Linked DNA regions of Mus musculus: all the other regions are linked to region 2. A link is a contact called in ENCODE Hi-C or POLR2A ChIA-PET data. All regions are on one chromosome and are shown on one strand. Each heading gives the region's core, a stretch centred on a gene start or an enhancer-like site at or near the end of the contact. The rest is flanking DNA. Distances are from core to core; before and after follow the strand shown.

Region 1 (2,700 bases), core at 94-2,593, 64 kb before region 2:
AGACTACTGTAAATAATATTTAATATCTCCTCGTCACCGGAAATTTAAACAGTCTCAGATAGGGCTCCTTTAAGCCCACTTCCCCTACCCTACTCCCCACCCCCATCCAGCTGCCGAAGATTCAGGAAATGCAAACCTCACAAAAAGATAAGCTGGACCAAACAGAGAAGGGCCAGCTCTGGGACCCTGTTGGGCAAGTGACTTCCTGTCCTATACCCCAGGCTCTGCTTCTGCAGAACACAGGACCCTGAGCTTCAAGAGGGAACTCAGTGTGAGGAGTTTCTCTAGGTGCTCCCCGGGACACCCCAAAAATCCTGGACCAGGGCTTGAAACAGTAGATCCTCCTCCACACTGGTATCTTAGAGGGTCCCCAAAGAGCAGCCCATTGTGGGGAGGAAGGCTGAGGAGAAGGCTCAGCAGTTAAAAGCACTTGGCTGCTCTTCCAGACAACCTGGGTTTGGTTTCCAGCACGCACATGATGGTTCAAATGACCTGTAACTCCAGTCCAGGGTCCTAACCCCGTCTCTTCTGGCCTCCTTGGACACTGTACCCAACGCTGGGCAGTGGAGACAGGGAGGATTCCTGGAGTTCACTGGCCTAATCTGGGAGTTCCAGGCCAAGGGGCGGTTGTCATAAAAGACAAGGAAGACACTTGAGATTGTCCGTTGGCTTCCACATGCACAAGCACACGTGCGCGCACACACAAATGCACACAGGCATGCACACATGCACACACATGTAAAAAATACATAGCTGACCATGGTGGCTGACAGGGGAGGAGCATCTTGGGCTCAAGGCCAGTTTCGGCTACAGAGTTTGAGAGACCCTGCCTCAAATGTCCACACGCAAACAAGTAAACACAGAAATCAGAACATATCAGAATGGCGCACGTGTTACGACCAGTGCAGGTCAGGGACTTAAGGTAGTTTTAGGAGCAAGACATTCACTCTGTCATCATGCTGTGCTGATGGCCAGTCTCCAGAGGAGCACTTAAAGACTCACTTGAGAGCATGTTTCTGTCAGCTATTATGTAACCCTGACAGCACAGGGGCCCTCAGCCCGGGACACCTCCTGGCTTTATACCCAGTGCCTCTGGCACCCCAGGCTCCTCAGACAGTCCTGGATGCGCTGCACCCTGCTTCCTGGTTCTGGAATTATCTCCATGGGTGTATCCAGGACAAGCCCTTGCTTCAACCAGGGCTCAGCTGCCTCGGGGAATTCACCAGTGGGAAATAGTTAAATAGTTAATCTCATTGAGCTCGCCCTGGGCCAAGCCAGCTGGATGGAAGGATCAGTCTGGCCTCAGAGCCCTGAGTAAGTAGAGGTAAGGAGGGGCAGGAAGGGTGACTCACCCAGCAGAGAGGCTGTTAATAGACTCTGAGGTTTACTGGTGGGGTTGGGCCTCTAGCCCCAGGCGTATGGGCCTAGCCACTCATTTGATTGAGAACATCAGGACACCTTCTCCTAACTGTATGGGAAGAGAAAAACCTTTCCCTAATCCCATCCACCCCCTTACCCAGGTTGCCTAGCAACCCCCTCCCTCCCCAAACAACCAAGCAACACGAGGTAGTTTGAATAGAGTTTGGTCCTTACAGTTTTAGAGAAAGATGCCAATTCCTGAGCTTGGTGACCCAGGTTCTGGGAAAACTTAAGGCAGAAGCACACAAGTTGATGATGTTTGTGGATGGCTAGACGACTCAGGAGCCTGGGGGCACACAGTAGGACTTCATAGGACTTTGGATATGCTAACAGCTGGCGGAACCTTCGGGAGGGGCCATGGAGGCCATCTGTGGGCCTGGAAGCCACTAGCTGGCACTTACTGCCTATGAGAACAGTTACTGGTCTCTAAGACTAGACCCCACCATTTCTACAGCCAAACGTTGTAGAACCCAAACTCCCTCTGCTGCCATCTCACCTACTGGAGCCACTGACTCAATGCAAGTCTTCCTCCTCCAGGAAGCCTTCCCTGACCCCTCACAGGCACAGCACTCTCTCCCTCAGCTTCCTTTCTAAGTGAAGATATTTGGTTCTTTAGGCAACTCTTTGGCTATGCCTTTTTGATGCTACACGTTCACCACACAGAGCCCAGAGTCACTAAAAGTAGCAGTCCCTGAGGCAAAAGTGGGTACCTGATCGATATCAAATCAGGAAGTGGCCTGAGATAAACCTGGTAGTGCAGAAAACCACCAAGCAGAGGCGAAGACAGCTGAAGGCGGGGGCGGGAAGATGGCTTGGTGGGTAAAGGTGTCTGCCACATAAATCCGGCAACTTCAGCTTGATTCCCTGGAGACCATGTAACAGTGGAAGGGAGTCCAAAGAGCTGACCTCTGACCCTGCGCTCCTGCTATGGCACGCCCATCACCCCATGCGTAATTGGTGCACACACAGAATGGAGGTGAATGGATGTTGAAGATCCTTCTTCCCTGGCCAGAGGACCATGGTTATGGGCAGCCAGACCGCCCTTCATAAGGCTCCATAAGGGAACAGACCACAGCGAGAGGCTCCAGCACCTCTCGTGGCACATCACAGAACAGGACACAGGAGTGTGTATGGAGGATGGGATATTTCAGGCTCTTTTCAAGAACCCAAGGCTGATACCTGCTGCAAGCAATGGCTAGCCATGAGCTGTGTCTTGCCTCTGATCGTTTGATATTTATTTATTGATTGATTGAGAAAAGATGTCACTCTGTAGACCGGCCT
Region 2 (2,749 bases), core at 53-2,552:
CAAGCAAAGAATGATAGCCATGTGCCTGTTCTCTAGAGGGAGAAAGCAATGTCTCCTAGCCAAAGATGACAAACACTAGAGATGTTCAGACCCTCTGGGACTCACGGTTCGGGGAGCGTGATATAGCTGGCCACACTGTAGACCCAGTCAGGGAACAGAATGTGATGAATTCCAATGTGGCCCCCCATCTCTGTTCTCCCAGCTCAGAAAGGGTCTCCTAAAGTCCAGGCTGGCCTTGAACTCACGATGAAACCGGAGGATGACCTTGAACTCTGATCCTCCTGCCTCCACCACCAAGTGCCAAGATGGGGCCACCACGTGCACGCAGCTCCTTTTCTTCTTTTTCATTCAGCCTGGTAGCACAGCTCTGAGATGGCACCACCCACAGTCAAGCTGAATCTTCCCTTCTCAGATATACCTCTCAGGAAATGTCTTCGCCAGCATTCACACAAGAGTCTTCAAGCTGATTCTACACGGCCATCGAGCTGACGGCCATGATTGACCGGCAGGGCATGGAGAAGTGGTTCGGCAGGTTAAGAGCATGTATTGCCTTAGCAGAGGGCCAGAGTTTGGCTCTCAGAACTCACACCACAGCTGCCCAGAACTGGCTCTAGAGGATCCAGCACCCTCTTCTGGCAGCTATGGGTACTACAATCATGTGCGCAAATCCACACACATAAGTTGACACATAGATAAAAATAAATTCTTTTTTTTTTTTTTTTTTTTTCCGAGATAGGGTTTCTCGGTATAGCCCTGGCTGTCCTGGAACTCACTCTGTAGACCAGGCTGGCCTCGAACTCAGAAATCCACCTGCCTCTGCCTCCCGAGTGCTGGGATTAAAGGCATGCACCACCACGCCCGGCTCAAAAATAAATTCTTACAGCATACTCACCAAAACTACAACTCCCCATTAACACATACCCCAGTCCACACGGTGCCTCCCAAATGCCCCACTCAGTCCACAAATAACTTTTTATAGCTCTGAAAACACAGACAGTATCTGCCCTACTCCGGATAATGCTAAAAACCCACATGTGTGTTCGCTGCCCATTTCCTAGAGATGATTTTCCCAAAACCTGTGGGAATCCAGGATCACAACAGCCCTTCTGCTTTTCCTAGGTGCTTCCCACAACAGCAGGCATTAGATGGACAACCACAGGCCCCTCCCTGGCCAACAATCACATGCTCTGACTGCAAGAACCTGAGAGGAGTTACCTGTTTCAGGGTTGAGACCGCTGGTGAGCCCTTCAGGGTAGTCTTGCTCCCGTGTCTTCCTCCTTCACTGACCTCTGGAGCTGGAGCCTGTAGAAGCAACCCAAACAACATATTTAGGAAACCTGGCTCGGACGAGGGTACAGGTAGCCAACATGAGGCTGGGGCTGGGGAGGAAGCCAGGGTTAGCTTGGGTGGGCCATTCTGAGAGGCCCCAGAGCCATTGCTGAGGAAGGGGTCTGGGATAGGCCAGGACTTAGGAGAGTCGAGCTGGGGATTGGGATGTTTGATTGGGCCTCTGGTGAGACAGCATGTAGCCGGATAGGTGTGGAACAAAGCCACTTGTCAGAGTTTTTTTTTTTTTTCCTTGAGTAATTGTCGTCCCAGAGGCTCACTGCCTCAGTCTGCTAACCCAGGCCTAGCTCTGGAAGCTTCTAGCCTCTGTAAAATATTATCTAAACCTAGAGTGTCTTCAGCCTCTGAGACTGACTGCTGAGTAAGCTTACCCTTTCCAGGGCTTTCTGAGCTCTGCTGGCTGAGCTGTTCTGGCTCAAACTCCTCTCCAGGCTGACTGATTCTGTCTGGCTTCTCTCAGCTTCTCCTGAATTGCTCTGCTTGGCCTCAAACTAACTCTGACAGTTATGTTCTAATCTTCTGGCTCCTTCTCACTCTCTGGCTCTTTCTGTCTTTACCTGGGTCTAGCTTGTTCTCTCTCTGCAACCTGTCTCTGAACAAACCACCCATTAAAACTGCCTCCTCTGCACCGCTCTCTCTTCTTGGGAAACTTGGGCCGATCCTATTCTGTCAAATCTTTCTCTGATTAGTCACTTTGTCTGCCACTCAATCAGACATCACTTTTAAACATGGCTGCTTCCTTCGACAAACTAACTTTACGTTCATTGTTGGGGATTAAAGCTGTGTGCTAAGGGTGTGTCTGCTGAGCCACCCCACAACTAGAAACAGCCCCCCCCACTTCAGTAAATAACATAACCCCATTGTTCACAGTATGATCACCTCAGGGTTTATAATGTGATCAAATATCCTGCAACACCCAGAGTCACCCAGCCTAGGTTCTTCTTCCCTTCATGTTCCACACCTAATCCTCCAGTGAATGACGTCAGTATTAACTGTAAAGCACTTCTGAAGTCGGGTCATTTCTTACCACCTCTGCAGCCACTCTGACTTCAGTAGCTAGCGGCACATACTCAGTGCAGTGACCAGCTCACTGATGCTGTCGGAGCCTTGTGTTGTGGAAATACAGAGCGTGGCACATTGTAGGTGCCGGGGGTGGGGTGGGGGTGGGGGGAACAGTCGAAAGATTTATCGTGGATCAAAGGAAGGAAGAGAAAAAGAACTACAAAGAAGGAAGTTGTTGCCAGTGTCAAAAGTAGTGGGTTTCAGAATGATAAGAAGTAGTGGCGCACGCCTTTAATCCCAGTACTCGGGAGGTAGAGGCAGGCGGATTTCTGAGTTCGAGGCCAGCCTGGTCTACAGAGTGAGTTTCAGGTCAGCCAGGGCTATACAGAGAAACCCTGTC
Region 3 (2,797 bases), core at 195-2,694, 62 kb after region 2:
ATCCACAGTAAGAGTCAGGTCCAGGTCTAGACCCAGATCCTTTCCACTCTCTCTCCTGCAACATGGCCCCCGCCTGGAGCCTCTCCCCTTTCCTGCTTTTGCTCCCAGCCTGTCCACATTGCTCCTCAGGCTCCACACTTTGCTCCAGAAATTCTCCCCTTCGACTTGGGGAGCAGAACTTCAGAGTACAAAGTCACCCCACTGTCTATCCCCTACTTGCAGTGACAACAGACTCACCTCGGAGTGGCTGGCTGGTGACACCCGATAGGTTGACAGGGGGCACCACCATGTTCTGCCTGCCTAGATTCACCCAGCCAGTGTGCGCACACATCAGCATACATGTGTGACACGTGTGTGACACAGACCACACAGCCTCCTGACATCCTTCTGGACCTGCTCCCACGGTGTGGATAGCTCGTACCCGGTCGCACAGACTCTAGAACAGCGCAGCATCCTGCACGCACTGGCTTGCAGTGGGAGACAGCTGGTAAGGGCTTGCTGTGTCACTTGGGACCAGAAACACAAATGGAAGCCAGGGTAGCTTGTGAAGATGCTGTTATGATAACAAACTGCTGGGCCTCAAAGCAGGACTTGGGGCTTCTATTCTGATCAACTAAGAAAGCTACACGCCCCAAACTACAGGTCATGTCAATCTGCTTCCAATGCCAACCACTCCTGATATCAGTAAGCAACCCGGGAATGCGTCACTCACCCCTGTGTTTATCAATAAGACAGCCTCATCCCACAACTGTGTTTTTCCTTCTGCACACTGGACTACTACGCTCATTCAGTTGGTCTTTTTCTGAAACCGTTATGGTCCCAGGAGAGAAGGGATAAGAAGGATGGCGCTGCTACTCCACCTGCAGATGGGATGCTGAGCCTAGGTGGGGCCTTCCAGTGGACGCTCTCCTCGAGCATCCACTAGCTATCGGAGTCCCGCATCTCATAGTGCATATATTAAGGGTGCAGCAGTTATTGCGTTCCACAGCCTCTCCCTGCAAATGATCTGAGAATATCACTCGACTCCCTTCCACAATTCAGAGGGAAGCAAGAGCTGCGGTCCTAAAGCGTAAAATCAAACAAACAAACTAACCCGGACCTGCTGAAGTCAAGCACTCATCTGCCTCAACACATGAAAACCGAAGGCGCCGGGTGTCCCAGAGGATCCGTAGTCCAAAGTCATCCAATGCGACGTGGTGAGTTGGAGGCTAGCCTGAGCTACATCAGATCATGTCGTCTCAAAAAATAACACAAGGATGAATTCACTTAGGGAATGTTTAGAAAAGAAATCCAGGAGGCCCCTCCACTTCCTCCTCAGCCTACCTCCCCTCTACACATTAATTATTCCCAGCCTGCTGACTACTTCCCAGGAACCCACGGGCTGAGATAAGTCCAACACACTGGCTCGGAGCCAAAGGGTCACACCCAGTTCCTCTGAAAGAGTCCCTTCTGCTGCCAGCCATACAGTGGTTGGAGGGAGACCTAACTCCATCCCGGCCCAGGCCCAATAGGCTCTACAAACTCATCTGTACACAGCAGGCGCAGGATAAATGCTGTTGAACCAACGGATGAAAACACTCGTTATTCCGAGGTAAAGCCATGTCATTCCTGAGAAAGACGACTTGCCACCTTTCTCCGGTGACTTAAAGGACGGTGCTTATCAGCATCCCCCCCTCAGCTCCTCCCCCCCCCCACTTCTCTCTCCACCAGCTTTCTTCCTTTATGCTCCCACCCTGAACACTGTGACGGAGAAACCCTCCATGGTTGTTCCTCCCTCTCTCACACTGATGGGTCCCATGAAGTCTGAGAGTCCCTGCTCACCTCAACAGTGAGGGCTGTAGGCCATCCTAAATGAACCAAAGCACTGGGCAAAAACAAGACAGGGGCGATGGTGGAAGCTCCCGAAGCCGCCTCCACCTCCTCTCTCCCTCCCCGGGGCCTCAGCTCTGTCAGATTCTGAAACATAATGAGTTTTGTTTCATAACAGTCTTAAATGAACTGGAAGGGGGAAGGGAGTGGCAACGATAAAAATCTTAATTAAAAAAAAAAATTCCTACAGGCAGATATTTTTTTCCAAATCCTAAGATGTAATGAAAATGCTAGGAGCCGGGGGCCCCAGCAAAACCCCAAGGACAGAGCATCCAGCATGCACGTATGGAGTGCCTATGACATACTTGCCAGGCGCAGGAAGCTGCCCTGGACACCCTCTTGTTCTGAGAGAAAGCAGATAGGCTATAAAAGATCATGACCATGGAAAGAAGGCAGCCGAGGCTGAGGGATAGCTCTTAGTAACAAACGTGCTTAAAGGTCTTAGTTTGTTCCGCAAAAAAATGCGCGGAGAGGTAAAAGAGAATAGCTGGCTTGTAGTCCCAGGGTCGGGAAGCTGGAGATGGGCAAATAGAAGCCTGCGCCTCACTGGTCTACAGCCTGCTAGTGGGGGTTCCAGGTCAGTGCTCGACCCTCTACCAAAAAATAAAATCAGGTGGACGGTGTCCACGTAACAAGGGCTGATCTGCGCACATCTTCGCACACAGGGGCTGTGGGTAGATGGGGAAACCAGGCAGAGGGCGAATGCAGGAAGAAGCCCCTTCAGAAAGAGACGCACCTAAACAAAGGCCTGTGAGAGAGCCAGGCAGATCAGAACGTGCAGGCGCAGAGGCTGCAACTAAGGCGGAGAAGGATTCGGGGATCAGACAGCCCTCGGGACCGCAGCAGGTCCCAACTCAGACTGTGCAAAGGCCCTGAGGAGAACACGCAGGAACAGCCAGGAGACCAGAGTTGGGGTTGGGGGGTTGTG

The links. Hi-C counts contacts between places; a loop is a spot of excess contacts on that map. ChIA-PET counts read pairs that join two places held with the same protein, here RNA polymerase II (POLR2A).
Region 1: a map of heart shows a loop between it and region 2 (1.9-fold over the local background). The contact joins the enhancer-like site here to the promoter of Trerf1 in region 2. A Hi-C loop is called at or near these places in 1 of 37 maps with a recorded cell type or tissue (heart).
Region 3: a map of T-helper 2 cell shows a loop between it and region 2 (2.4-fold over the local background). The contact joins the enhancer-like site here to the promoter of Trerf1 in region 2. A Hi-C loop is called at or near these places in 4 of 37 maps with a recorded cell type or tissue (T-helper 17 cell, T-helper 2 cell, left cerebral cortex and 1 more). POLR2A ChIA-PET finds 5 or more read pairs at or near these places in 1 of 5 experiments (embryonic stem cell).

The regions. Positions count from the first base shown.
Region 1 is chr17:47,292,839-47,295,538 of GRCm38, reverse strand. The region is part of intron 2 of Trerf1 (transcriptional regulating factor 1); the gene reads right to left. Among named protein-coding and RNA genes, the nearest start is that of Trerf1, 64 kb to the right of the region's middle. Within about 2 kb of position 1,343, at least 1 of the 3 ENCODE cell types and tissues checked has a DNase peak (open chromatin) inside an H3K27ac peak, as active enhancers do; it is heart, where a contact is called at or near this core.
Region 2 is chr17:47,228,783-47,231,531 of GRCm38, reverse strand. It overlaps Trerf1 (transcriptional regulating factor 1), which reads right to left and starts at 1,302. Exons shown (of 17, transcript NM_172622.3): 1 at 1,216-1,302.
Region 3 is chr17:47,166,923-47,169,719 of GRCm38, reverse strand. It overlaps a transcript of Trerf1 not described here. Among named protein-coding and RNA genes, the nearest start is that of Gm36715, 12 kb to the right of the region's middle. Within about 2 kb of position 1,444, at least 1 of the 3 ENCODE cell types and tissues checked has a DNase peak (open chromatin) inside an H3K27ac peak, as active enhancers do.